Regions from separate parts of the Mus musculus genome. Here all the other regions are linked to region 1. The links are chromatin contacts, found by Hi-C in ENCODE. All regions are on one chromosome and are shown on one strand. Each heading gives the region's core, a stretch centred on a gene start or an enhancer-like site at or near the end of the contact. The rest is flanking DNA. Distances are from core to core; before and after follow the strand shown. Region 1 overlaps E030030I06Rik (RIKEN cDNA E030030I06 gene). Region 2 holds the start of Aifm2 (apoptosis-inducing factor, mitochondrion-associated 2). Region 3 holds the start of Vmn2r83 (vomeronasal 2, receptor 83). Region 4 holds the start of Syt1 (synaptotagmin I).

The links. A loop is a pair of places that touch in the nucleus more often than their neighbours do.
Region 2: a map of T-helper 2 cell shows a loop between it and region 1 (136-fold over the local background). The contact joins the promoter of Aifm2 here to the enhancer-like site in region 1. A Hi-C loop is called at or near these places in 3 of 37 maps with a recorded cell type or tissue (T-helper 1 cell, T-helper 17 cell and T-helper 2 cell).
Region 3: a map of T-helper 2 cell shows a loop between it and region 1 (118-fold over the local background). The contact joins the promoter of Vmn2r83 here to the enhancer-like site in region 1. A Hi-C loop is called at or near these places in 2 of 37 maps with a recorded cell type or tissue (T-helper 17 cell and T-helper 2 cell).
Region 4: a loop to region 1 is called in a map of T-helper 17 cell, with 1117 times the contacts of the local background. The contact joins the promoter of Syt1 here to the enhancer-like site in region 1. A Hi-C loop is called at or near these places in 5 of 37 maps with a recorded cell type or tissue (T-helper 1 cell, T-helper 17 cell, T-helper 2 cell and 1 more).

The regions. Positions count from the first base shown.
Region 1 is chr10:22,139,381-22,146,873 of GRCm38, forward strand. It overlaps E030030I06Rik (RIKEN cDNA E030030I06 gene), which reads right to left. Exons shown (of 2, transcript NM_001254745.1): 2 at 4,924-5,134. The coding sequence ends at 5,041. Among named protein-coding and RNA genes, the nearest start is that of E030030I06Rik, 6.1 kb to the right of the region's middle. Within about 2 kb of position 1,716, at least 1 of the 3 ENCODE cell types and tissues checked has a DNase peak (open chromatin) inside an H3K27ac peak, as active enhancers do.
Region 2 is chr10:61,711,973-61,718,507 of GRCm38, forward strand. Aifm2 (apoptosis-inducing factor, mitochondrion-associated 2) reads left to right here and starts at 3,291. Exons shown (of 10, transcript NM_001284300.1): 1 at 3,291-3,380.
Region 3 is chr10:79,465,803-79,472,920 of GRCm38, forward strand. Vmn2r83 (vomeronasal 2, receptor 83) reads left to right here and starts at 3,156. Exons shown (of 6, transcript NM_001104537.1): 1 at 3,156-3,370. The coding sequence starts at 3,156.
Region 4 is chr10:109,008,081-109,014,733 of GRCm38, forward strand. It overlaps Syt1 (synaptotagmin I), which reads right to left and starts at 2,895. Exons shown (of 11, transcript NM_009306.3): 1 at 2,496-2,895.

The DNA of each region.
Region 1 (7,493 bases), core at 466-2,965:
CAATACCAGTCTCTGCAGAACCTTGAAGAAGAGATTGCAGCTTAGTTCTAAGATTAGAACTAGTAACTAGAAGAAGTGGGGAATGAAAGATCCTGACAGAATGTAAAAGGTCACAGAAGCCCTGAAATTGGCAAAATAGATTTCTCTGTTAGCAGAACTAGCTTCACTGATTTAGAAAAATAGAGGTGCACAATGCTCTGGCCACTCCTTGAATTCGTGTGTCTGCCAATGTTCTAACCGTTCCTTAAACCCAGTTGTGTGCCCACTGCTGCACCTCACTGCCTGGTGTTTGTGATATTGGTTGCTGAGAAAGAGTCAGAAAATCTCCCCAGCAACCACAGCCCAGCCAATCCTGAGTTGCTACATACACCTGCACCAGACTCTTTCTTTGTACCCCTCCCATACCCATTTCTTGAGAATAGACATTGTTTAGATCTGGAAATCCCCTACTCCCCACTTCTCCCCAGGGCCTATAAAAACTGGGACCTCTTTCCCCTAGAGGTCGACTCCTCTACCTCTGTGTGGGATATGAGTTGTCCCCAGAGCTCCGGCTTTCCCCAAATAAAGCCTCCTGTGGTTTACATCAAGCTTGGTCTCTCCTGAGTTCTTGGGTGTCTGCTATTGTCCTGAGGCCTGAGCAAGGGGCTCCTCTCAGAGTCTTTCATTTGGGGGTTCATCCGGGATTGGCGTGACCACCCACGTCTCCGAAGACCCACTTGGAGGTGAAATTTTTTGTCTAAAATATTTCTGTGAGCCGGCGAGGTTCAGTGCTGAAATTTGCAGCCTCTACGTTTCGTGAGAAATGAAGACCTCTACCTTGGGATGAGGCACTGAGTGTGAACAGCAGAAGGGCTGCTGCTCGCTCTGGGGGGATGCCCTGAGCGAGAGGAAGGACTCCAGGAGTCTGTCTGGGGCAGAAAGTAAAGAGTTAATAGTCTTCCTAGATTGGAAGACTTAAGCACTTCCCTGACTTTTTTGCATTTCTGAGTTGTTTTTTGTCCGTTTGTCAGTGTGTGTTTGTTTTTTGTGTCTGTTTTCAGGTATTTGTCAGTGTGTGTGTGTGTGTCTGTTTTGTGTTTGTTTCGTGTTTTCCGTGATATTGGATGGACTGTAACGACCCCCACTAAGTTTGACTTTAGACCACTGGACTGAAGTTAGATCAAGGGCCCATAATCTTTCAGTAGAAATTAAGAAGGGACCTTGGCAGACTTTTTGCTCCTCCGAGTGACCGACTTTTAATGTAAAATGGTCACTAGAGGGGACTTTTGGTTTGACTCTTATCTTTGAAGTTAAAGCCACTGTTTTTCAGAGCAGACCTGGGTCCCACCTGGATCAACAGCCCTACCTCTTCTAGAATTCACTGCCATAAATCAAACCATAGATTCCCCATGCGTCTCAGAGCCCTTCCCCCTCTGCTCCCACGCGCACGGGTGGGTCAGCACAGCAGCAGCAGAGGCGGCGGTTAAAACCCTGCCTGGACCAGCATGCTTTCTGGCCCGGCTGTGACAAGGCGGGCAGGGCTCGCCCTGCCACGCCAACTCCTCCTCCAGCTGCTTTCGCTCCCCGGGTGAGCATGCAGCCCCAAGCCCGAAACAGAGCCTCATCTTCAACCCACAGCTCCTTCCCCTCTGCCCTATCTTCTGCTTCCGAAGGTCCCTGCTCCCAGCTCTGGGATTGCCGGCGGCAGTCAGAGGACCAAGGACCGGAGGCTGGGACCCAGAGCTGACAAGCCCAGAGTCCCCCAGCAGATGGAGCTCCTGACACCACTTCTGCCTTTTCCTTTGTGAGCTGTAGGCGACCTGCCCACTGACCACTCCTCTCAGAGACTTTCAGTCTTGGGTCGGACACAGTTTGTAGAGCAGGCTGTCCTCAAACCTGTAAAAGCCTGACTCTGCCTTTCCTTTTCGTTCTTTCTTTTTGTTTGTTTGTTTGTTTTATTTTTTGTTTTGTTTTGTTTGTTGAGACTCTGTAGAGTGAGGCAGGCCTCTAACTCAGAAATCCGACTGCCTCTGCTTCCCAAGTGCTGGGATTAAAGGCACTGCCTAGCCTGTTATTTTTGCTTTTTGTTTTTGAATAGTGAGAAACATGATCTATTTAGTCCTGTTGTCTGTAGAAGTTTGATAAGGAAGGCCATTTGGATTTTATTAAAGAGTTTTTGACTGATTGCATTTCAGCTTTCACTGAGTATCTTTCTTATGATCAGAAAGTAGAACTATAAATTTATTCTTTTGAATTATTTACTATCAAGTGCTTTTGTGCAGTGTTGCTATATTACATGGTTGGTTACATAGAATGAAGAGGTGGTGAAATCTATGTTTCTAGTTATCTGTGATGTCCCTGAGCAGGCTGGCTTAGTCTGGAACCACAGGTATCTGAAACCAAGTCTGCATAGAAAGTTTCTTGGAGTTCCAGAGTGAGTTCCAAGTCAGCCAGGGCTACACAGAGAAACCCTATCTCATAAAAAAAAAGAAAAATAATAATAGGAAGAAAGAAAGAAAGAAAGTAAGAAAGAAAGAAAGAAAGAAAGAAAGAAAGGAAGGAAGGAATGAAGAAAGGAAGAGAGAGAGAGAGAGAGAGAAAGAAAGAAAGAAAAGAAGAGAAAAGAGAACTCACTCTGTAAGCCAGGGTGACCTTGGACGCAGAAATCTGCCCAAGGTTAAAGGTGTGTGCCACAACTGCCCCAGCTCTACTCTAATTCTCTCTCTCTCTTTTTTCTGTCTGTCTGTCTGTATGTATGGAAGTAATATTAATCCATTAATATCTCTTTTTCCTAAAATTCATGTCACTTCTCCTTACTTTTTCTCTCTCACTCACTCCATGTTTGTGTGCATGTGTGTGTGTGTGTGTGTGTTAGTCTAGGGTACACAGATCAAAGAAATCATATTTCCCAGGGATTCTTAGAAATAAACAAGGAATTCTAACCATCATCACCATCACCACCAATAAAAAGGCTGTGGAAACTGTTTCATGTCCCTCTCCCCCACAGGTGAGGATGTAGCTGCTTAATACTCCATGTGTGTATGTGTTTCCATGGCCAGCTAGTACCAACCCCAGATTTGTGTTTCAGAGATCTTTACTTATTTATTTCTCATGCCTGGTCTTGAGTGGGTGGTAGGCCACCACACTTCCAGAAAAACAACATAAAATCAACTAACAAACCAACCCGAAAATGTAAAAGAATGGATTCATCTGGCATTTAAAAGTAATAGACTGCCGGGCAGTGGTGGGGCATGCCTTTAGTCCTACTACTTTGTAGGCAGAGGCAGACAGATTTCTGCGTTCCAGGCCAGCCTGGTCTACAGAGTAAGTTCCAGGACAGCCAGGGCTACGCAGAGAAACATTGTCTTGATCTCAGCACTGGGGAGAGGCAGAGGCAGAACTTACTTGAGAGGCCGGCCTGGTCTGTCTTGTATGTTTTTGCACCATGTACAGAGACTTTGCATCTCATAAATGAATGAATACAGAGAAAGATATTCATCCATCTATACATGCATGTGCGATGGCTCAGAGGGCAAAGCTGCTAGCTGTTAAGGTACAGGTAAACTATTAAGGCCTAGATCGAATGTGAAGGCCTACTTCAGATTAGATAAGGCCTAGGTAACCTCTTACCTGGCTAGCCTGCCATTTTGTGCTGTTAACTACTATTATAAGGACACTTTCTCATACCTTGTTTCTGCTTTTACTGCCCGAATTGATTACATATTCTTATTGGTTGTGTCCTCGGAAACCAATCATGAAAGAAGCCAATCGAACTGCTTCCTTTGTTCTATAGTAATCTGCAATAGGCTTGGACCCAAACTGACCACCTAGCAGCATTTCCTGTACTCACCCATGTATACACTTTTATGGCATTTGCTCTTAGAAGCTGCCCTGGGGCTGGACCCCCCCACCCCCAACACAAGAGAGACACCCACACCACCGATTCAGTGCACAGACTACTATGATTGGAGCTTTTTATTACTGTTGATTGTTGAGTATGTCTCTGAATAAATGAAATATAGTAGGTTAGGTCAAGCACCCCGAGCACTGGCTACTCTTCCAGAGGACCCAGGTTTGATTACCCAGCACCCACATTAAAGCTAACCAGCATCTGGAACTCCAGATTTCAATAGGAAACTCCTTTACAATAGGAAAACACTGCCTATTGGTTTATTTGTTCAAATGTACAATAGGCTATTTATAAATAAATGGATCTCCAGTGAAGTATGTTAAAACTGCAACTGTTATAAATGGAAATCTAAATGAGAAGAAAATAAGGCATATTTGATATGTAAATTGAGAACAAACATTCTGGTATGATAATAGATTTTTGTCCTCAAAACACAGAAACAACAAAATTATCCACTAAACACTAGTAAGACAGGAATGTAAAAATTAAGGAAGGGAGAAAAAATGTTTTCAAAAGGAAATCTTTGGAGATTGGTGTACTGCAAATGAGACTTCCTACCCACACTCCTGGTAGACATAAATACTGGCAACTGCCAACTGCTCAAGGCTGTCAGAGATCTAAACAGTGGGTCTGAAATAAACGAGAAGCATTATTTTTTAAAACAAGGATCTATCTCCGTGGATACTCGTTGACCTGAGTCTTAAACAAGAAGAAAACCACTAGAATTACTCAGATGTGTCTGTTTCCCTTTTACAGACCTCAATGTTCCTTGACTCCAAGTGAGGTTCATGACTTCCATGATGATATACTTACAAAGGAATACAACCACAGAGCTAAAACCTCATCGTTACTCATTTTCACTGAAGCAAGCACCCCCCAATAGATTATTCACCCACAAAATAACATGTTTATTTGTTGTGTCCGGCCAGCGGCTCACATGTCCGGGTTCTAGTCTGGAAATGCATCTTGGAATCTGGAAGAGAATAGGGGACTAGGCGAACGCGAGAATGATAAAACCAAGGCAGTCATTCTGATCAAGGTTCGATTTTACTAATTCCGACACTCAGTTATGAAGCAGGGGAAGGGGCCCGATTCCCGCCAAATCATCGTGGAGTAAGGTTGCAGGTGAACACGCGAAGGCTCCGGAACAGCTAGGACGCAGGCAGTGGGAGTGGCAGGATGATAGGGCGGCAAGCTCCGCCCCAATGCTCTCTAACACTGAAACCTGAGCAAACAGGTTTCAGGCTGGGGAGGGGAGGTTACATTTATTAATGAGGGCTCTCATGAATCAAGACCTCTGAAATCCTGGCTTTACAATTTACAATAAAATATAAATATATGATGTTCTTAAAGTCACACTTCTCTTCTTTTATATTCCTTACACATTGCTGAGAACTTTAAAAAGAGAAAACGAGAAACATTTCCTTAAATAATCGCAACACTACAAATCTTATTTTTCTTTGCCCTTAAAACTGTGACTAAATACTCTAATAATAATGTGCTCAAAACATTTATGGATTACAACCTTATCTTCTGGCAGACAATCACCATGGCATCAGAGCTATTCCTTGAATTTGAAGCCTTTTTATTGCTAATCTAGCAAACTTACAGTCTGGGGCGACATAGGTAACACTTACCTATGTCTCAGTGCACTGAACAGGAACACATACCAGTTTTCTGTTGATCCTGATATTCCTTCACTGACAGCAGAATTGTCTGAGTAGCCAACCAATGAATCAGGTGTCTTTCCTACAACTAGTTTTTAGAAAAGAGGTCTTTCCTCAACACTCGTTGAAATAAATGGAACTCAAGTTTTCGCACATGTTAGTGACTCGTCAAGGCCTTTTTATAGAGGTCAACTTGTGTGTCCGCAAGGGAAAATTTAACTGTATATATTGAGTGACTCTGACAAGTGTTCTGCGTGTCTCATCTACCCAATCAGCAAATTCCTGTAATTAAACTGTCACAAGCATAAGCGCGGCTTTGTAAAGCTGGGCAGGATAACTGAGGGAAGTAATAACTGAAATAAAGAGGAGATGGTCTCCTGAAGCTCATGCTGGATTCGAACTTGCCAAGCAGCTGGAATGACCCTGACCTCCTGCCTCTCCTGGCCCCCGAGTTCTGGTATTACAAGCATGCACCACCATGCCTTGCTTAGACAAATACATTTTAAAAGAGGTGATTTTTAAAAAAGAATGGAAAGAAGGAAGGAAAGAAGGAAGCCAGCAAGCTAGCCAGTAGTAGTGCACACCTTTAATCTTGGCACTTGGCAGCAGAGGCAGGCAGATCTCTGAGTTAGAGCCTTGTCTACAGACAGAGTTTCAGGACAACCAGAGCTACGCAGAGTAACCTTGTCTCAGATAAAAACAAAACAAAACAAAATAAAACAAAACAAAACAAAACAAAAAACAAAAACAAACAAGAGACAGTTCAGAAGCTTAGGAATTCCCTCTGACTCATTCACTTCCCTGCCCTGTGTCTTTTTTCTAGAAGCTGTCAAGCACATGGTAGGCCCTCAATATATACTTGGTGCACAAACTGCTGATAAAACAAGTTTTACTCCATCTCTGTGTCTTGGTTCAGGTGATGACAGAACTCACCTGTGGAAGGGGAACACTCTGGCCGTACAGTCTTATTCTGACAAAGGCTCCAGAATTCAAGATTACGAACTATAAACCAGAGCAAGTCTGTGTGCAGGACATTATTGGCTCATCAAGCCTGGGACGCACCAGGTAAGAAAGAATGTGAAGTCAGTGGTGCTTTGCAAACTTGGGGGGGGGGGGGGGCGGAGGTTCACACCAACAAAAACAAGTCTCTCTTTCTGGTAAATCCATCTAAATTAAGTCTTAAAACTTTGAAAAAACTAATATGTTTATTGTGCTCCTTCAAGCTTAGAGGCTTAACTACACGTGGGTAGGGACTGTAATTATGATCAATTACTTATGGCTGGAAGGCACTTAAAAAAGCATCTGCCCTTTTAAGCAATCTTTAAAAACCTGGGCTTATGAATAACACTTGCCCCAGGAAAGACAACAAATTACAGGTTCAGGGGCTCAGTTTTGACATTCTCCCTTGGAAGGGAAAGAACTGTTGCTTATCTTTGATTTCCTAAGACTGTCCCTAAAAACACAAACCTCTACAGTAAGAATTTCTAGTTTAGCCACATATGTCGTTGGGTGCAGGAGTGGCGGATGGGTAGTGGAAAAAACTAGGAAGAAAACCAAAGGTGACAGAGGTGGCGGCTTGTGAGGATGATGCTATTAGTTAAACACAGGGTCATTTCACTAATCTCATCGCATAGTCAATCAATTTTCTTTGCTAACAAATTCAGGGTATGGGTGCCCAAGTAGCTTCTTGGTCCCTGCTGTGTAACAGTCTCCTCCAAGATTAAAACATCCCATCTGACAGGAAGCTCCTTAAGCAGGAAAGTAAACAATTCAGAATAGGGTTTCAGGAAGTCCCTGAAACTAAGCAGATTCACTAGGCTCCTCCTTGCCATATAAGCAAGTAAGAGATGAGTGTCCCTCTCAGGAGAGCAGAGTCACATCAGCAAATGACTCAGAGCAGACAAAACGCAGAAACCAGCCTAGCTGCTTGGTAGAGT
Region 2 (6,535 bases), core at 2,041-4,540, about 40 Mb after region 1:
GTAATCTTGGGCAATGTAGTATAAAATAGCTAGGTATAAAATATCTGTTATCTGTAATATTTCAAGCAGCTGGGTGCTAGGCACAGTGTTTAAATGTCTTATAGATATGCAGTGTGTGTGGGGGGTATTGTCTTTTTTTTTTTTTGAGACAGGGTTTCATGTGTAGCTCTGACTGTCCTGCAGTTCACTCTGTAGACCAGGCTGGTGTAAAAGTCACAGCTATCCTCCTGCCTCTGCCTCCCAAGTGCTGGGATGAAAAGTATGAGCCAAGAAATACCTTTTGACTCCCAAAACAATCTAGGCTATTGCTGTTGCCCTTGGCTGCCTCCCAGAACTTGAAGGTATGACTCTGTTGCTGAAGACACCACACACTTTGGGCATAGAACTTGGAAGAATGGAGCTGGAGCTGACCTGGAAGCCTCTCTGAGGACTGGCCCTCACAGTAAGGTGCCATGCAAGCTGCCAGAGGAGACAAGCAATCAGTAGTGCTGCCCATCTGTAAAGCCTACAGATCACCACAACACCCAACAGGACAGGACATGGTACAGCAGAGGAAATGTTATCATCAGCGTAACCAACAATGTCTGATTAGACTCGAGGTCTATGGGATGGTAGGGAATGCGTCCCTGGTACATAGGCAGATGACCGTGGCACAGACCCTAGAGGAGGACACAATGTTGCCATTTTCCTCAACCATTCTAATTCTGTCTTTTAAATACTTAGCTTTACATCCACAGATTAAATGTAGCTCTCGTGCCTTTTCAAAGAAACTTCCTTTTTGCAACAATCTAGAGGCTGTTACAGGGATCCACAACTGATCAAAAGGCAAAGTAAAACTAACTACAGGGTAACATCTACCACACTACTGCTCTACCTAAGGCTCAGGAAGCCGGAAGAAGGAACAGGATGACTGTAAGAGCCAGAGGTCTTCAAAGCTGTGATGTAGTGTCTTCTTCTTCTTCTTCTTCTTCTTCTTCTTCTTCTTCTTCTTCTTCTTCTTCTTCTTCTTCTTCTTCTTCTTCTTCTTCTTCTTCCTCTTCCTCTTCCTCTTCCTCTTCCTCTTCCTCTTCCTCTTCCTCTTCCTCTTCCTCTTCTTCTTCTTCTTCTTCTTCTTGATTTGCCTATTTTATGTATATGAGATACTATAGCTGTTTTCAGACACACCAGAAGAGGCCATCAGATCCCATTACAGATGGTTGTGAGCCACCATGTGGTTGCTAAGAATTGAACTCAACCTCTGGAAGAACAGTCAGTGCTCTTAACCACTGAGCCATCTCTCCAGCCCTACTTAATGTCTTCTAGACATGGTCCTGCCACAAAATCTTAATAGGATTGCTTAAACAAGGCCTGCAAATAATCACACCAGGTAACATGCTGTGCAGATGGGGAAATTTCATAAGGCCCCATCTCTAAAGTTAGCAGTTAGTGGCTTCAGAGAGAGAGAGAGAGAGAGAGAGAGAGAGAGAGAGAGAGAGAGAGAGGTTGATTATGAGGTTTCTCTAGGGAAACCTCATTCTGCTGACATTACCCATTCCCAGATGGTTACATGTTCATAAGGGAAATATGAAACGGACTTAGTGAAGGGAGGGGAGCTTGGAGGTGGCTCAGAACACCCCCAGGCACCAAAGGAGAGTTATTACCCCAGAAGATCAAATTGGTGGAGGGTGGGGAGCTGCCTGTGGATGGGACAAAGGCAGCAGCAGGTGTCTCTGAAGGACAGTTTTTAAGGAGAAAAAGGGGAAGTCTGTACTCAGATGAGTTGGTGAATCCTGACTGGACAGTTAGCCAGTGCAGCCAAATCATGAATTTTGATGGCTGGACCTTGGTGTTCAGTCTCAGAAATGAGTCAGAGGCCAGTTAGGGGAGCCGACCTTGCGGGGCTAGCTTTAGTAATGATCTAAGGATTTAGCCAGGAGAGGGAAGGGGAAAGGGTAAAAGCTGCTGGTACCATGTATGTCGTGCCTGGGCCTGTTGGAGCCCTTCAGGTAGCTTCTGTCTCTGTCTGTTTCTGTGTGTGCAACAGTAGCAATTATAGAAGACAGGATGGAAATGATGGAAATGTTCATGTGTGAAATTCTCATCAAAACAAGTGTTCAAAGCAAAACAAAACAACCAACCAAATAAAGAAATGCTACCTACTGCCTATGTATGTTTGAGACAGGGTCTCTCACTGTAGCCCAGGATATCCTTGAACTTGTAAACCTCCTTGTCTCAGCCTCCCCAGTGGCTGTGGGTACAAGCATGAGTTAGTACACCCTGCTCAGGTATGTACGTGACCTCACGGACACTTGCCTACTGCCCCTAGGGTAGGGGACAATATCTGCTTGGAGACAGATGCCCTATCGTTCCCCTATGTAGCTTCGAATGCTCTGGCTTTCCTATCTCTGGCATCCTTCTGTGACTTGGCACACATGCTTGCTTCTCTCCCTTGCTCAGGGCTGACTTCAGTATGGGAGAGAGGCCTGAATACTTTTTGATCTCCAAGCTTCCTTACAGCAGTAGGTGACAGGAGATGTGGTAGTGTTTTGTTTGTCTTCTTGTTGTTGTTGTTTTGTTTTGTAGGGTTTTTGAGACCTGGTTTCTCTGTGTAGCCCCTGGATGTCCTGGAACTTGCTCCGAGTTGGCCTCAAACTCAACAGACATCCTCCTGCCTCTGCCTCCCTAGTGCTGGGATTAAAGGCTGCACCACTGCAGTCTGTCAGCAGTGGTGGTTTGATGGCTTCATTTTTTTGACAGGATCTCAGGAAGTCCAAAGTGGACTCAGTAGCCAATTTCTAACCCTCTTGCCTCTACTTCCTAAATGCTAGGATTACAGGTATGCACCACCGTGCTCTGCTTCTGTGGGTAAGAAATCCAGGGCACTCAGGATAGGCAAACAGCTCCTGAGTCTTGTGTTAAACCCCTTCTTTCTCCAGGCTACCATATAACCAAAGGATATACCGGTTCCGCTCTCCATTTTAAAGCTCCAGTGCAGGACCAAAGACTGGGCGAACAGCAGGCGCTCAGTCCGTATGCACATGTGTGCAGATGGCAAAGCTAGTGTGTGTGTGTGTGTGTGTGTGTGTGTGTGTGTGTGTGTGTGTGTGTTTGTGTGTGTGTGTGTGTGTGTGTTGGGGAGGCTCTCGGTTGTCTCCCAGAAACCCCTGGCAAAACTAAGGCGCAGGATCTTGGCAGGCTGAGAGGCTAGCTAGGCTGCATCAGCGCTGGGAGTGTCCAAGTAGGGAGCGGCTGGTAGGCGGTCAAGGTCAGTTCCAGGGCAGCGGGAGGGGCGGGGCTCGGGGGCGGGGCTCGGGGCGGGGCTGCGACCCGGAGACAGTGATGGGCACGCCCCGACACGGGGCCTCAGCGCCGGAAGACGCGAGGACCAAGGACCGCTACAGGTGAGGTCACTGGGGATCCTTGTTCCCTCGCGCGGCGTGGGGTACACTAGGGGCATGACAGGGGCCGCGGAATTAGGAGGGGGCCGTTGCCTAGGATACTTAACGCCGGTCCGGAGGACCAGGTTCCTCGGGATTCATTGCTCCTCAATGTCCGCTAAATCTGTCCGGGAAGAACTTGGGGTCTTGGGAGGGGGAAGCAGGACGCGCAGGGGTAGCGGGGCAGGCGTGGCCTTGATCTTGGGAGGGTCTCAGACAGAAGGACTGAGGTGTCTGAGTGCAGCGGGAGACCCTTAGGAATCTCAGAGAAAGTGAGTAGGGTTACCCAGGGGTGCATTGGAGGCCTGCTTCACCCCGCCCCCCTGTGAAATAGGGGTTCTGTTAGAAAAAGCGAGACCAGCAATGACTGAATCCCCTTCTCTTCTCTCTCTCTCTCCCTCTCTCTCTTTCTCTCCTCCCCCTCTCTCTTTCCCTTTCCCACTCTCCCTCTCTCTTACTCTTTCTTCCTCCCTCCTCCCCCTCTTCCCAGGCACCCTGTTCTTTCCAAGACCACACACTCCACACATCCCCATAGCTCACTAAGATAATTTTGACCCTGGGATTTAGGGGTGTGGGGGGGGAATGCTCAGCTGTCTTAAGAGCTGAGGCCCCCGGGGGAGGACAGGTGTAGTTTGGAAAGAAACTTCCAGATCTCCCCACTCAGCACCTATGAACCAAGGCTAGCATCAGCTTCTAACATGAGCCTGTGTCCCCTGCCAACACACCCCAAGTGCTCAGCCACACTCTCAAGGGACTGCATGTCAACACTGGCCTAAGTCACCTCCTGTTCACTAGAGCTGGGCCTATCAAGTACTGTACAGCCAGTGGGCCTTGTCTGGAGGGAGATGCAGGTTGGCAATGGCCAGGGATGGGCAGGTCACTTGGGGTGTGTGTGTGTGTGTGTGTGTGTGTGTGTGTGTGTGTCTGAGTGCAGGAGTGTCTATGCCAAAGTGAGTGCTTCTTTTCCTTCTCCTCTTCATTCTATCAGCCAGTCCCTTTTAGCATGGGGTGTTTTTCAACGGTATATCTAGGGGTGCATTCCTCAGCAGCTGTCCCTAGAGTGCTCACTCTCAGCCTGGTCTTTGGTGTCCAAAGAGGGGAGCCATCGCCTCCCTTCCCCAGTGGAAGAGGGGACAGATATCATAGCCTATTGAGTCACACTTCAGGAGCCTCTTCTGCCTCGAGGCCACAGTGGAGATGTGGCTACCCTGTGTGTCAATGTTGAAATTTTCCTTCCTGAGAAGCCTGGATGACTCAAAAGGCTGGGTGGTGATTTTTGTGGCGGAGACAGCAGGGTGGCTTCACTTTGGCCTGGGTGCACAGGGTTCCTGTTGTGTGTTGTCTGAAGCTTGACCTCTGAACAGCTATGGCAGAAATGTGTTCCACTAGATTCCTGAAGGTCTCTTTACACCGGGTTCAGGCTGCCTGTCTGGCAGAGAGGACGGTTGATAGGCAAGTTCAAGTGTGAACCACCACATTGTGTATGTGTTTGTACGTTTTGGGAGATGGGGCAATTGGTAAATTACTTAGAAATAAAGTTTTTTTTTTTTTTACCTGGGATGGGCAGGGAGACGGGATGGGGCTTCATGTAGCCCTTCGCAGCCTCAAACTTACCATGGGCCCAAAAATGGCCTTGAACTTCTGATTCTCCTGCCTCCACCTCTCTAATACTGGGATTACAAGTGTGCACTACCACACCTGTTTTACTCGATACTAGGAATTTAACCCAGGACTTTGTACATTCTAGGCAAACACCCCACCAACAGATCACTTAGCACTTAAAACTTCTTTTAAACCAGTAGTTCTCAACCTATGGGTCTCCATGCCTTTGGGGGTCTGAATGACACAAAAGTCACCTGAGGCCGTCAGAAAACACATATATACATTTTGATTCATAACAGTAGCAAAATTACAGCTATGAAGTAGCAATGAAAATAATATTATGGTTGAGGGTCACCACAGCAGGAGGAACTGTATTACAGGGTCTCAGCATTTGGAAGGGTGAGGACCACTGTTTTAAGCTATTATTTCTGAACCCAGTAGTTATAATTGAGGTTCTCTGTACTTCCTTGCTGGAAGTTAAAGCTAGGGTCATCCACAACTCAACAGCTCTGCCCATAGCCTTAGACTAAACTTGAAAGTATGTCCAAGTTTAAAACCTTGCGCACAGATGTCCGTCCCCAGAGACACTGTTCACAACAACCGTGAAGCGAAAGCTAAAGTGTTGGGCAACGCATGGGAATTTGGTTTGGTCATATGATGGTGTTATTTAGCCATGTGAAGAAGGAACACTGACGCCATACAAGTCAAGGAAAGGAACCATATGAGAGGTTGTGTGCTGGATAACTCCACTTGCATAAACACGTAAGATAGGCAAATCTGTAGGACAAGGGCATGAAGAGTTACCAAAGGATTTCTCCAAGACAGGCTCTCCACACATTCCAGGCTGGCCCTGAACTCTCTAGCCTTCTACCTCAGTGTCCCCCGGAGTGCTGGGTTTATGGGCATGTCCCATCACACCCTGATGAAAGTTATTTGGATTGATAGCTGTGGTGGTTGTGCAATCTGGAAAGTATAGTAAAAGCTGCCAAATTACACTTTAAATGGTAACCTGTGTACGTGAATTATATTTGGTTAAAGAAATCATGGGGCTAGAAAGATGGCCTAGTGGCTAAGAGGACTGGTTGTTCTTCCAGAGGACCCTGGCTTGATTCCCAGCGCCCACGACAGCTCACAACTACCTATAACTCCAGCCCTAGGGGATCTGGACTGCATATACTTGCTACACAGACAAAACATCCACATAAGAAATAAATAAACGATTAAGGAAGAAAGAAATCATATAGTTATAGAGCCCTCTCACTGTTTTCTGTTTTGAGATTGAGTTTTACTCTGTAGGCCTGAAATTCACTCTTTTAGTTAAGGTTAGCCTTGAACTTATGTTCTGGGATCACAGGTATGATGTACCATCACTGGTAGCTTCCCTGTCTAACATGTGTGTGTGTGTGTGTGTATGTGTGTGTGTGTGTGTATGTGTGTGTGTGTGTGTGTGTGTATGTGTGTGTGTGTGTGTGTATGTGTGTGTGTGTATGTGTGTGTATGTGTGTATGTGTGTGTGT
Region 3 (7,118 bases), core at 1,906-4,405, about 57 Mb after region 1:
CACATGAAACTCAAGAAGAATGAAGACTGAAGTGTGGACACTATGCCCCTCCTTAGAAGTGGGAACAAAACACCCATGGAAGGAGTTACAGAGACAAAGTTTGGAGCTGAGACGAAAGGATGGACCATCTAGAGACTTCCATATCCAGGGATCCACCCCATAATCAGCTTCCAAACGCTGACACCATTGCATACAGTAGCAAGGTTTTGTTGAAAGGACCCAGATGTAGCTGTCTCTTGTGAGACTAGGCCAGGGCCTAGCAAACACAGAAGTGGATGCTCACAGTCAGCTATTGGATGGATCACAGGGCCCCCAATGGAGGAGCTAGAGAAAGTAGCCAAGGAGCTAAAGGGATCTGCAACCCTATAGGTGGATCAACATTATGAACTAACCAGTACCCCGGAGCTCTTGACTCTAGCTGCATATGTATCAAAAGATGGCCTAGTCGGCTATCACTGGAAAGAGAGGCCCATTGGACACACAAACTTTATATGCCCCAGAACAGGGGAACGCCAGGGCCAAAAAGGGGGAGTGGGCGGGTAGGGGAGTGGGGGTGGGTGGGTATGGGGGACTTTTGGTATAGCATTGGAAATGTAAATGAGCTAAATACCTAATAAAAAATGGAAAGAAAAAAAAAAAGAACAGCAAAAAAAAAAAAAAAGATGGCCTAGTCGGCCATCACTGGAAAGAGAGGCCCACTGGACACACAAACTGTATATGCCCCATTACAGGGGAACGCCAGGGCCAAAAACTGGGAATGAGTGGGTAGGGAAGTGGGGGGAGAGTATGGGGGACTTTTGGGAGAGCATTGGAAATGTAATTGAGGAAAATACGTAGTAAAAAAAATTTTTAAAAATAATAAAATTTTTAAAAAGCCCATGAACAAATGGGTTTAGTGCAGATTTCTATCAGACCTTTAAAGAAGACCTAATACCAATGCTCTTAAAACTATTCCACAAAATAGAAACAGAAGGAACACTATCCAATTCATTCTATGAAGCCACAATTACACTTAGACCTAAACCATACAAAGACATAACAAAGAAAGAGAACCTCAGACCAATTTCCCTTAAAAATGTAGATGCAAAAATACTCAATAAAATTCTTGCAAACTGAATCCAACAACACATCAAAACAATCATCCATAATGATCAAGTAGGCTTTATCCCAGGGATGCAGGTATGGTTCAATATATGGAAATCTGTAATTACATAAACAACCTCAAAGGGAAAAAAACTCCATGATCATTTCATTAGATGCTGAGAAAGCATTTGACAAAATCCAACACCCATTCATAATAAAAGTCTTGGAAAGATCAGGAATTCAACCCATACCTAAACATAATAAGAGTAATATTCAGCAAACCAGTAGCCAACATCAAACTAAATGGAGAGAAACTTGAAGCAATCCCACAAAAATCAGGGACTAGACAAGGCTGCCCACCCTGTCCCTACCTATTCAATATAGTACTCAAAGTCCTAGCCAGAGCAATTAAACAACAAAAGGAGATCAAAGGTATACAAATTGGAAGGGAAGAAGTCAAAATATCACTATTTGCAGATTAAATGATAGTACAATTAAGTGATCCCAAAAATTCCACCAGAGAACACCTAAACTTGATTAGCAACTTCAGCAAAATGTATGGATATAAAATTAATTCAAACAAACTGTGAGAACTAAAGGGGTAGGGGAAAGAGGGGGAAAGGAGGGTATCTGAAGCCCAGCCAGAGTTTCTCCTATGCTCTGGGCAGGCAGACACAGGAGGACTGCCAGGCACTTTCTACTCAGCCACAGGTGGGCATCTAAGCCACAGAATCCACTCCACAGGGAGTGGACAAGAGGCAGCCCCTGACCAGGGGCCCTGGGGCAACACCCTGTAGCCCCGGGGTTATGGGAAAGAGGGCAGAGGGGTGTGGGGGAACAGGGGGAGGGAAGGAGCCCACATCCAGCCAGAGCTTCTAGGCTTTGGGCAGGCAGACTTTTTTTTCTTCAAATTTTAGTGTTGTTATAAATAAAATTTTGGGTCTAACATTGAAGAGATGTTTGGGCATTAAAATGTTTATCGTCTATACACTGTTTCAGATTTTATGTGGTTCAGCTTTCATGACAATGAAATTAACATGTAATGCAACCATGTTAATGCTACATTAACATGTAATACAAAGTATTTACACTGCCCTAAAATTATATTGTGAGCTAGGAAATAATCATTGCTTATGATATGCTCATACAGTAACTTCTTGAAAGGAACGTAGAGATCCTCTGCACCTATTCTTCCTAGACATGGATGTATCTCCCTTATGTCAAAAAAGGGCAATGAGCGGTACAAAACCGTAAGGAGGGTAATGTGGATCTATAAATTCAATGTTCCAACATGGATAAAAATAGAGAACAATAGCAAAGAAAATCAAAATTAAGACAAAATTATTATCATGATTTCTACATTGAAATTCAGTTATAAATCTGAGGTGATAAATTCACCTTGACAGTGGTTACCTGAAAATGAGACACAAAGTGTCTGGTGCAGAAGACTGATGAAATATTCATATGTAGCTATGTATGTATCATAAACAGAATGGTTTCAGAATCCTGAGATAGGAAAGTAAAATATTAACAGAAGAATGAGAGTATTAAGTTTTATGCAGCCTGGTGCTCCTTTAACTTAGTTCATCAGCTCCTGGTCTGGATCTTTCCTTGTCTGTCCCTACTGGGCTTTTTTCCATTAATGATTTCCTTTGGTGTTATGAGGGTGCATTTTCTTCAAGGGTTCTCACATGAATTCTAGCTTAGTAAACCCTTGTGGCTAAAAGCACAGAAGGAGAATCTATCCATGGGGTTTTGGAGTCTTAGAACAAATAATTGTGATTATGGCTGAAGAAAAATATGCTGTCTTAAACATTAACCTGTTTTTCACTGAGTGTTGTGTCCCAGATGGAGAGCCTGAAGCAAAAAGTGCTACCAAACTCTCAAGGGGTGGAGAAAAGAATCCATGCAAATATCTCAGGCTACTTAGAGTGACATACTCAGTCATCAAGTCAACAAAAGTATACTGAAAGCCACAAATGCATGGACATAAACTGTGTATGTATAAATGTGTTACATACCATGGACTGTACCATCCCATGGCCTAGAACTTGGCAGAAACATCTATTAATATGCTGTTCTCTTGCCTTTTTTTCACCTGGCTGCTACAAATGCCAACTCTCATCTGGACTTTTGCAACCTCATCCTGTCTATCTGAGTCAGAGTATCTACTACACCATGATGGGACTGTGGTCATTGGTGCATTTTTTCCAATTTTAAAGTCATTGCCTGTAAGTGAAACAATAGATTGGAAAACATTATCTTTTGACATAGACAATGTTTTAGAGTAAGTACTTTATATTGACTCATTTTTAAATATTCATGTTCCCTAGGTTAAGTGTGGATTTGAACATTACTGCAAGTATTTCTCATTATGAGGGTCCGTGTGTTCCCATCCAAGACCCTCTCTTTAATTCTAGTTTATTTGGTGATATCTTTGTGTCCTTTCAAGTGAGGAGAGAAATGTATCACTTCAGAGTTTTATGTTTCATATTTGATGGCTGCAATTTGTTCATTTTTCCCTGTGCTAACTGTAATTCCTCAGACTCAGAGCACATACAATATCAGCTCTGTGCTAAAGCCACTGTTGTTGACAGTGGTTTGACTCAGCACTTCAGATAATTGGGGAATTCCAGTCATGGTTGTGTTAGAGCAGACATTCAGTGACTTTGGATTTCCTCCTCCTGTTCTATAATAATAGATGTTGCTTGCCTCAGGTGCCTATGATTTGGGTATAGTAAGGACTGAATTAGAAATTTGTCTATATTCACCACTATTGTGTACCCAAAATTTTGCATAGTATTAAAAGTAATTCTTTCTCACATCTTCTGATATCAGACATTGTTTGCCATCTAACCCTACTCAATCTGTATATTTCCATTATACATTACATGACTTTATGAATTTATTCATACAAACATAATTTATGAGTTTATGTCTACTGAGAGCTCCTCCTCAGACAGCCTTAAATCTGCAAGGACTGCAGATCTAAACAGTTTGGTTCAATTTCATTGGTGACTTTAGAGAGAAATAATGATGTGCAATAGACTTTAAAAGCAATAAAGTGTTTTATCATGCTGACATTTCTATCACTGTGGGATGTACATAAATTAAAGACCTGAAATGGAGAAACAAAGCATGTTCTCAACTCTGAATTCAACCTGTGGAAAATGCTTGTAGTCAGTTGCTGGAAACTTGCTGAAGGAATGAGTGGAGTCTTGTGAATAAGGAATTACAACACCTTGCCTACAGCCTGGTATGATTATACATCATTAGGTCAAGAAAGTGCAGAATGGGAACAATTCAACAATAATATGGCATTAGAGAATTAAAATATATCTTCATATTTTATCTTAAATTTTAATTAAAAAGTTGATTAGACTAATCCAAAATTTCACAATTAGGTGAAATATTTCATTTAGACCTCTGCATGCACCAGGAATGTGTATTTTGTTTTGTTTCGTTTGTTTTTCGAGACAGGGTTTCTCTGTATAGCTTTGTAGACCAGACTAGCCACGAACTCAGAAATCCGCCTGCCTCTGCCTCTTGAGTGCTGGGATTAAAGGTGTGTGCCACCACGCCCGGCTGGGATATGTATTTTTTAATTTTGCAAGAATTTAGGCTGCACTTGATTCCTCTTTTCCTCTATCTAGTTTCTCTATCTCAGGAACTACTATGTACTATACACTATGTCTCTCCAGAAAATGTTAGTGGAAATCTGTCTGAGAGAACACAGTTGCAGTAAAACAAATTTAAGTGCCTAGCTCATCAAATATGAACATTTGAAAAATGGCTTGTCTCAAAAATAAGAAAATAAAATTCTGAGATAGAGCCTTTTTCAATTTCTTCCATGTATGATAAATATATTTGCCTTGTGTAACAGGTTTTAAAAGTATCTAGTTATGTACAAGACAGGGTATATGAATGATATACATTAATATCTACTAAACTTTATTCATGCTTCTGATTAAATCCTTTATAATACAGTGAGGGAGTGTATAGTCATTTTGAAACAGGAGTATTCTGAAAGTCTTCTGTCCATTTTCCTCATATTCTGGTTCTATGTCTACAAGTACACACATCATGACTACAATAAACAAAAAAGTTCATGTGTTTTAGGGTGGCTGGCCTTATCTACCTCAACGCAGATGTTTCAATTTATCTGTGTGTAATTGAATATCATTTTATTTTCATTTTATATAATTAATTCTACAACATTTTAGTATAAGATATTCATAGTTTAAGTGCAAAGGTATTTTGGATACAGAAACAAGAGAAAGACAAGCTTGAAAACTCAAGCTAAAATGTTTCACACAAAAAAATGAAGTCTGAATATTTGATCCATTTTCTGTAGGGGCAGTTTTAAACTATAACATTATTTCAGCAAAAATATAACTGTTTATATTATCAGGTACAAGAGATTTTTAAGCAACCACCCTCAAAATCCTAATTATTTAAGTGTAGCATCTTTCATGTAAGCTCATTTAAATTCACAATCTAATAGTCCAGTATGATTATGGAAGTCATAGACCATGCTTATAAATTAAACATAAGAATGAGTTCTTATATGAATATAGCATTAATATTTATTATGTTTTGAAGATGTTTGCATCCTCCTTCAAGACCTTCTTTTTACTTAGTCTTTCAAAATCTGTTGATTATAGCATGACTATCTTTACATTCTTGTTAGTATTTATAGGTTAGAACATGTCATGTTTATATTTTGGGTCTGGTTTACCTCCCTTGGCATAATTTTTTTTCTAGTTCCAAATTCTACAATGTTATTTTTTAAGCTCTGATTGATATTACATTGTGTAAAAGTACCACATTTTTATTATCCCTTCTTTGGTTGAGGGATATATAGATTGCTTCTTGATACTATCTCTTACACATTAAGGTGCTAAGAACATAGTTGAGCAAGTGTACTTGTGGTAGAATAGAGTCCTTTTTACTTATGTCCAGGAGTGGTATAGATGATTCTTCAGGAAGATCAATTCACAATATTTTGCATAAATATATGGTTTATCAAGAGACTTGTACAATTTTTCCCTCAATGGAAGAGGGTTCCTTTTGTTCTACATTCTCACCAACATGAAGTACTACTTTGTTTTTTATCTTAAACATGCTGACATATATGTGATAGAATCTTAGAGTCATTTGATTTGTATTCTATAAAATGTGGCATATACTGAGACCATAACCATTCATTGAAGATCATTTTTTTCAAATTGTATATTTTTGGATTCTTTATAAAAAAAATTCAGGTGTCAATAGGTGTTTGGATTTACATCAAGGTTTTCAATTCAGGTCTATTAATCAATCTTTCTACATTTTTTGCTAACACGGTATGCTTTTTTAAACTAACGTTTTAAGGTTCACTTTGCAGTCAGGGATAATGGTACATTGAGATTTTCTTTTATTTTACAAGGTTGTTTTATCTACCCTGGGTTTTTTATCCTACATATGGCATTGAGTATTGTTCTGTCAAGGTCTGTAAAATGTTTTGTTGTAATTTTGATGGGAATAATATTAAAACTGGGGATTGCTTTGGTTAAAAGGCCAATTTTACTATGTTGATTCTACTGATACATCATCATGTGAGATCTTTCTGTCTTCTGATATCTTCTTCAATTTCCTTCTTCAATAGCTTGACAATTTTATTATGTATGTTTTCCCTTGCTTGGCTATTTGTACACCAAATTTTTTATATAATTTGTGGCTGTTGTGAAGTGTGATGCTTCCCTATTTTCTTTCTCAGCCTGTTTATTATTTCTATATATAAGGGTATATAGAAGTATACACTGGTATTTTTTTAATATTTTTATTAGGTATTTTCCTCATTTAAATTTCCAATGCTATCCCAAAAGTCCCCATACCCCCCCCCACTCCCCTACCCACCCACTCCCACGTTTTGGCCCTGGCATTCCCCTGTACTGGGGCATATAAAGTTTGCAAGTCCAATGGGCCTCTCTTTCCAGTGATGGCTGACTAGGCCATCTTTTGATACACATGCAGCTAGAGTCAAGAGCTCCGGG
Region 4 (6,653 bases), core at 1,645-4,144, about 87 Mb after region 1:
CCATCATCTTAAAGGGGAAAGATTAGGAGTGTATAAAATTGTGAGCATAAATTTCCTGTATCATTTAAATTCATTTAAAGTCTTCAATCCGTTCATAACATCTTACAATTAGATATGACTTGCAGGACATGAAGGCTCAATTTTTTTCAGAAGTATATGAAAAAAATTTCACATTCATAAACATCTCTGTACACGCAGTTGATAGAATTAATATTTTACACAGAGTCATGCAAACAAATCCAAGCCCACGTTTTCACATCTCCCCGGTACAGTGCAAAAACACGCAAACAGAATCTTATTTTGTCCCCACGGGAAGCTACTTCTTTCCTTTATGTCTTTTCATGTCTAAACTTGTGAACTCAGCTGTACACACACATGAAGTAATTAAGTGATTATTCTTTTGTCCTTGTACCCAAAAAGTGTTCCCTCTGAAGTCATAGATCTCAGCAGAGACACTACATTTTCAAGTCATTTAGAGGTCTAGCTTTAGAAAAATCTCCTGTGTGCCTCTACACGAGTGGTATGAGTGTATACATATGGTGTATGTGTGTGGTGTGGGGAGTGTGCGTGTGTGTGTGTGTGTGTGTGTGTGTGTGCGCGCGCGCGTGTGCGCGCGCACGCTCACTTGCTTAGGTGCATGAAGTCTGCTAAGGTAGGTGAGATCAAGAATAGAAAACGGTTTTGAAAACAATGTACAATATTAATATTTATCAATATACAAGTCAATATCACTGATGCCACATGAAGTCGGTTCTTTCCTAAGTTTGTGTAGAAACTTACAAGTTAAAGGTGTGTGATTGAAAAGACCTACCTGCGGTACCCAGGCTGGTGTGGGAGTTGAGAGAGACTTAAAAAGGGAAGACCCCCTCTTCTTATCTCAAATGGGCATTTAGAAAAAAAAAACCTACGACTTGGCGTCTCTCCTGATACATCAGAAAGATTTATCTTGGAACCAGCATCTCCTGCTTTCGCTTTGCTCCTGCAGAACCCGGTTGCATTGCCCTCCTGTTACATAGAACTGGATATTTCCCTTCGCTACCGCCTCCCCCCCCCCCCCAGCTGATGGTAATCGCTTATCAGTCTCCGAGGAATAATAGGAAAACAAAGCTTAGATCAGAGATGATGGAATTAGAGATTGCAGAAGCTATTGTCAAGACTCTGTCTAACAAGTGCGATGTGCTTGACCTGTTTCTCTGACAGTTATGGAAGTTGTTTCAATGGCTCTCTTTTTTAACATGATGTGAGAAGAGAAATGTTTCCCCCTTAAGATCTTTCAAATGTGAGACTATCTTCCTCCCATTACTTTCTAAACTTTCCTCTAGTCCAAGAGGATCCTGTCAACTGAACCTACATCTACCTCCTGAAGGGAACACGAAAACTGAAGAAACATCAATTTTATATCTATTTAGTGTTTTCATATTAAAAGAGTGTGTTGAGACTTGAATTTAGTATCTAGACAGTGACATGTGGAGGCAGCCTTTAAAAAGATAAAAAAAAATGAAATCTCATGCACAAAAGCAGTTTTAACACAAAAGTTAAACTTCCTGTGTTTCACCAAAGGGTTAAGGTTAGGGAAGTGGACATCAACACGTCCACAGTCCACAGAGGCTAACCAGATTAGCAAGATCAAAGTAAAAGTCAAGTCTCCTGATAATTCTGGTGTCACTTGGAAAGGTTTTGAAACTTCCCATGTTATTACCCTCCCACTATAAAGGCTACCTGGGTAAATCTCGGGAGGGTGATGATCTAGTTTTAATTTTTACAAACTCAACAAGCCCTCAAAGTTCAGACAGTGACCCTGAGGTGCTATCCCAAACTGTCAGCCCCACAGGACAGATGCAAACAAGAAGATTCTGATAGCAGGCACAGGAGAGCAGCAGCAATTAAGCAGTTGAAAGTGGGTTGGAGTGTTGGGTTATTTTTGTTCCATTTGTAGCCTCTTGCAAGGAGGAGATGGATTCAAATTTGACACTTCCTTTCTGAGAGCAGAAGCTGGTCTCCTTGTCTACTCTCATTCAGTTTAATTCCCTGTGTGGTTTCATCCCTTCCTGGACTCATATTTTCACACGGGGTTGCAATCTATCCTCCCTCCAACAGAAAGAAATCTTTTTTCTCTTCTTCACTGCCCTTCTTCCCTGTAAGAAAGACAATCCTCCACCCCCCGTTGGGGGTGGGGGGCTGTACTGGCTTAGAATAGGAGGAGGGGGAGGAGAGAGGGGGCTGGGGGGTGGAGGACAGAGGAGAGAATGGAAGAAGCAAGAAGATGGGGGATGCCCAACATCAACTCCTGGTTCTGAATCACCAGCCCTGTGCAAAGTGCTTTCCCCGGAGATGCACTTGTGGTCTTGCATTTCTCACAATAGGCTTACGGGGGGATCCCTCCCTAGGTCTCCCATCGCCACAAATCAAGTGTACCTACGTCTCTTCGACAGATTGAAGCGCAGAGGTACCAAGGTACCACCGAGGTGGCCGCGCTGCCAGTGGGGCTGCCTTACCTGGAGCGAGGACCGACCGGGAGATGGTGCGAGTCTTGGTCCCCGCTGCTCTCACCGCGGACCGGTGCGAGGCACACGAGTACTCTCTCGCTGCCTCCGCTCTCAGAGGGGCAGCCTGCAACACAAAAGGGGTGTGTGGGTGTGGGTGTGGGTGAGGTTTTCTAGGGCCACCAGCTGGTCCCAGCTGGCCGCCCCCGCCCTGCACACACCCCTTCGGGGACCTGAGCCCCCTGTTGGGTGAGCAGGACCCTGGGGGCTTGCCCCGGTTACAGCCTCAAGTTGCCCACTGCTAACTGCGGATGCTGTCGCTGCAGGAGGAGGAGGAGGAAAGACACTGGGGGCTGAACTCGGTCAGAGCATCCCCACACTGCAGCTTCTCCAGGAATCCCTCCAGTGAGGAGGCGGCCGCCCATCATCTCCCGGCCCCGGCTCTTGATTGGTTCCAACCAAGGTACGCTGCTCAGAAGAGCCAATCAGAGAGCACTGATAATAGGTGGCTCCTCTCAGGCAACGGAGCCCAGCCCAGTACTGTTAGAGTCTCTCCATCCCCACAGCGGACAGGGACCTGAGGAGAGGGGTTTAGGAGAGTGGCGGGGGTGGGGTGAACTAAGAGGAGACCAGATCCCAAAGAGAAAACACTAAAAGATAATTTTCTAGACCCGGTGGGTAGACTCGGGAATGCCCTCAACCTGTTCAGTAAGCCATAAGCACTGGATAAGAAGCAAGCCTAATACAAAGCTTTTTTTTAACTTTCAATCAAAACCTGCCTTGATACTGAGCATGCCCAGATCTACACAGCATCCTAGGAGTTTCGATATGTGTGAGTTCTAGGTTGAAAAGGTGGGAGCTGGGACGCGAGAGAGGCAGAAGTTTGTCTTTGGCCATTTGACACCGCGGAGTTGTGGGGAAGCAGGACTACTGAGATAGAGGTGGTCCTTCTTGCTTTGGGAGACCAGTCACATCATTCCGTCTGAACTCGAGTGGGAAGCCAGGCTCCGATAATGTCAGGGCAGCTAGATGTCTAGAGACCGCCCAGGAAGGGTGTGGTGGACCAGAGCTGTATGCAAGGTCCATCCATAGGTGGGGCGGAGGAGCGAGGCTCCACCCAGCTGCAGCTGCTAGGCAATGGAGCGAGCGCCCAGGGAGTTTCCATGCAGCGACCAATAAGTTTGGAGACTTGGGTCAAGTGCGACCTTGCTAGGCACGCTTTTTCCACCTTCTTGGGCTTGTGCTCGCCCCCCCCCCCCCTGTCTCCGTCTCTCTTCACCCCTTGCCCGCCCGCACGGTGGGGGACTAAAGGGCTTTCTCCCTCCTCTTCCTAGCTGAACCCTTCTGCTCGGAAGTAAGAAGCTTTTCCCTCGTGAGAGCAGCCGTGACCTGATTGTCTCTAAGCTCCTGGGCAATTTATAGCTTGGTAATACCGAGAGATGCCAAACAGGGAGGCTGAGAGGCTTGGACGGGAGGGCAGGCTGGCTGGCCCTGGGGTGGAGTCTAGCTCCCAAGGGCAGGAGCCTTTTACTCCACAGGTGAAATGCTTTCTTGTCACTAACAGAGATTTTTTTTTTTCTTTCCCACTCGCTTGACCTTGCTCAGTGCCCTCAGAACCTCTTGTTTTGCTTGGAAATCTTAGCAGTTTTTGTAAAGTTGATCAATAGCCACAAATGAGCACTCCCCTAATTGGGCTCTTTATTTTCCTGACAGGATGATCCTGGCATCTCAGGTAAGGAAATAAATAGCGATCGCAATTCCCCAAACTCATCCACTTTGAACTGGAGTTTCATTAACACTGGTGTGCAAAGGTAACTGTAGAGAGAATTCAATTAACAGTAACACATTTCTTCAGGTTTGTAATTAAATCTCTTCTATTTATATAATGTTTAAGATTAAGATTCAGAATATATGCCCAAAGGTGGCCACTTTCACATAAATGTATCCTTCTGGGACATGAACCCTTTTGTTTTGGGCTTTGTTTGCATTATCAAGAATTTAGAATCAGAGGTAAACTAAGAAAATAATACACCTTCAACTTGTAACTTTATGTAATATGCACCTTCGGTTTTCCAAAAAAAGCCCCTAAACCTTATTTGAAAATAGTTTCATAGGTGAGAAGAGGAGATAACAGACATTGTAAGTTGATTTGAAATGTTTGGCCAAGGAGGGGAGAGGCCTGAAGAGAAGGGGGAGTGGAGTGGGTCAGAGTAAAAGCAGGTAGAAAAACTGAGTATTTGTCTTTATTCTCCAATGAAGATGAGTGCATGAGAGAAGCATTATAATATCCACCTAATGGAAATTTTTATTTTAAAAATATACATTGCTCTCTATTTAGTTTTTTTCCTAGTTTAAAAGCTACATATTTTTCCCAGTTACCAACAGCAACATGTAGAAAAAAGAAGAACACGTTAATGAATGGAATGGGAATATAGAATTTTTGAATTTCTGTTCCAAACCCTGGGTCTATCATCATTTTAGGCAATTTCGTTTTTTCTGTCCACATCATAGGCTACCCACAGTGTCCTTCAGTGGAAAGTATTCTAGGGGACATGGATATGTCAGAACTCCCCCACCCCACCCCTCAGTGTTTCTTGAAGAGGACAGCTGCCTATAATAAGAAATAGGCTTTGGGCATATTTCACTGTACTTAATTTTAGAATTAGTAGCATTTTTACTTATCAATATTAAGAAGATTATTTATATATACTGACTGGATACAAAGTAAGATTTTTTGTTGTTTTGTTTTGTTTTATTTTTGGGTTTTTTGTTTGTTTGTTTGTTTGTTTTGTTTTGGGACCAAAGTTTTTGATTCTCCTTTATATTTTCATATTGTTGTCAGCCATTTGGGAATTCATTCAAGACCTTGCCTGGTCCTATTTGGTTGGTACAGTATCAACATCATGTTTTTATAAGTGTGTGTGTGTGCCTGTCTGTCTGTGAAAGAACATATGCTTATGGAGGCCAAGGGATGACCGGGTTATTATCTTCAGGAAAACTTATTGTCTTTGGGAATGCCACCTGCCTTCTTTGACAGAGTCTCTTTGAGTTCTGTCTTAGTTGGAGTTTCATTGTTGTGAAGAAACATCATGATCAAGGCAGCTCTCATAAAGGAAAACATCTAATTGGGGCTGGGCTACAGTTTCAAAGGCTCAGTCCATTATCCGGAGCATGGCACCGTGTAGGCAGAAATACATTTTGATCTGAAGGCAACCAGCAGGAGACTGATTCTTCCACACTGGGTAGACCTTGAGAACTAGGAGCCCTCAAAGCCCACCTATGCAGTGACACACTTCTTCCAACAAGGCCATACCTATTCCAACAAGGCCACACCTCCTCATAGTGCCACTTCCCATGGGCCAAGCATATTCAAATCACCACAAATTGAAACTCAGCAATTAAGTTCTACTGGCTGGCCACTGAGCCTCACAGACCTTCTGCCTCTCTCTTCCCAGTGCTAAAATTACAAGTGCATGTAGCATTACACTTGGCTATTACATGGGAGCTAAGGACTGAACTCAGCTCCTCACACTTGTAAGAACTTGACTGAGCATCTTCTTAGTCCCAAGATATATTCTTATTGAAGACACTATGTATGAATTCTCATCTTCACATCACACCGTTGTTTGTTAAAAAGAAAGTTCAATAAATTTGACTCGTTCTTTTTCACTTTTACTAGCCTGCTTATAGCTACTTTCCTACTTAGGATTCCTATCTCTTTTACCATCAACCCAACTCCTTTCCTGAGTATATGGTATTGATTCGTTCCTTAATCACTTGTTATTTTCAGACCTGTGTTCTCCTTTGAATGTTTTGCTTCTATGCATAAACAAAGCCCTACTTTTATTAACTAAAAAAAAAATCTTTTTACACAACCCATGTCTCAATGTCAAAATTTCCTATTCCTTTATCATTGAACTTTTCTATTTCCTGTTTTAATGATTTCTTTGCCATTTTTTAGCTTACAAGATCAGAATAGAAACTAAACTGGACCGATTCACAGAGTACAGAGGTGTGTCTCATGGGAAGAGAGGGAATGAGGGAATTTGGAAACTAGAAATTCATTAGGCACAAACTCAGACAAGGATTTCTGTGGACCTCAGAAAATATTTGCATAAGAGAGATATAAATAAATTAACATTTTGGTGGAATATACATACATTGGGTGGA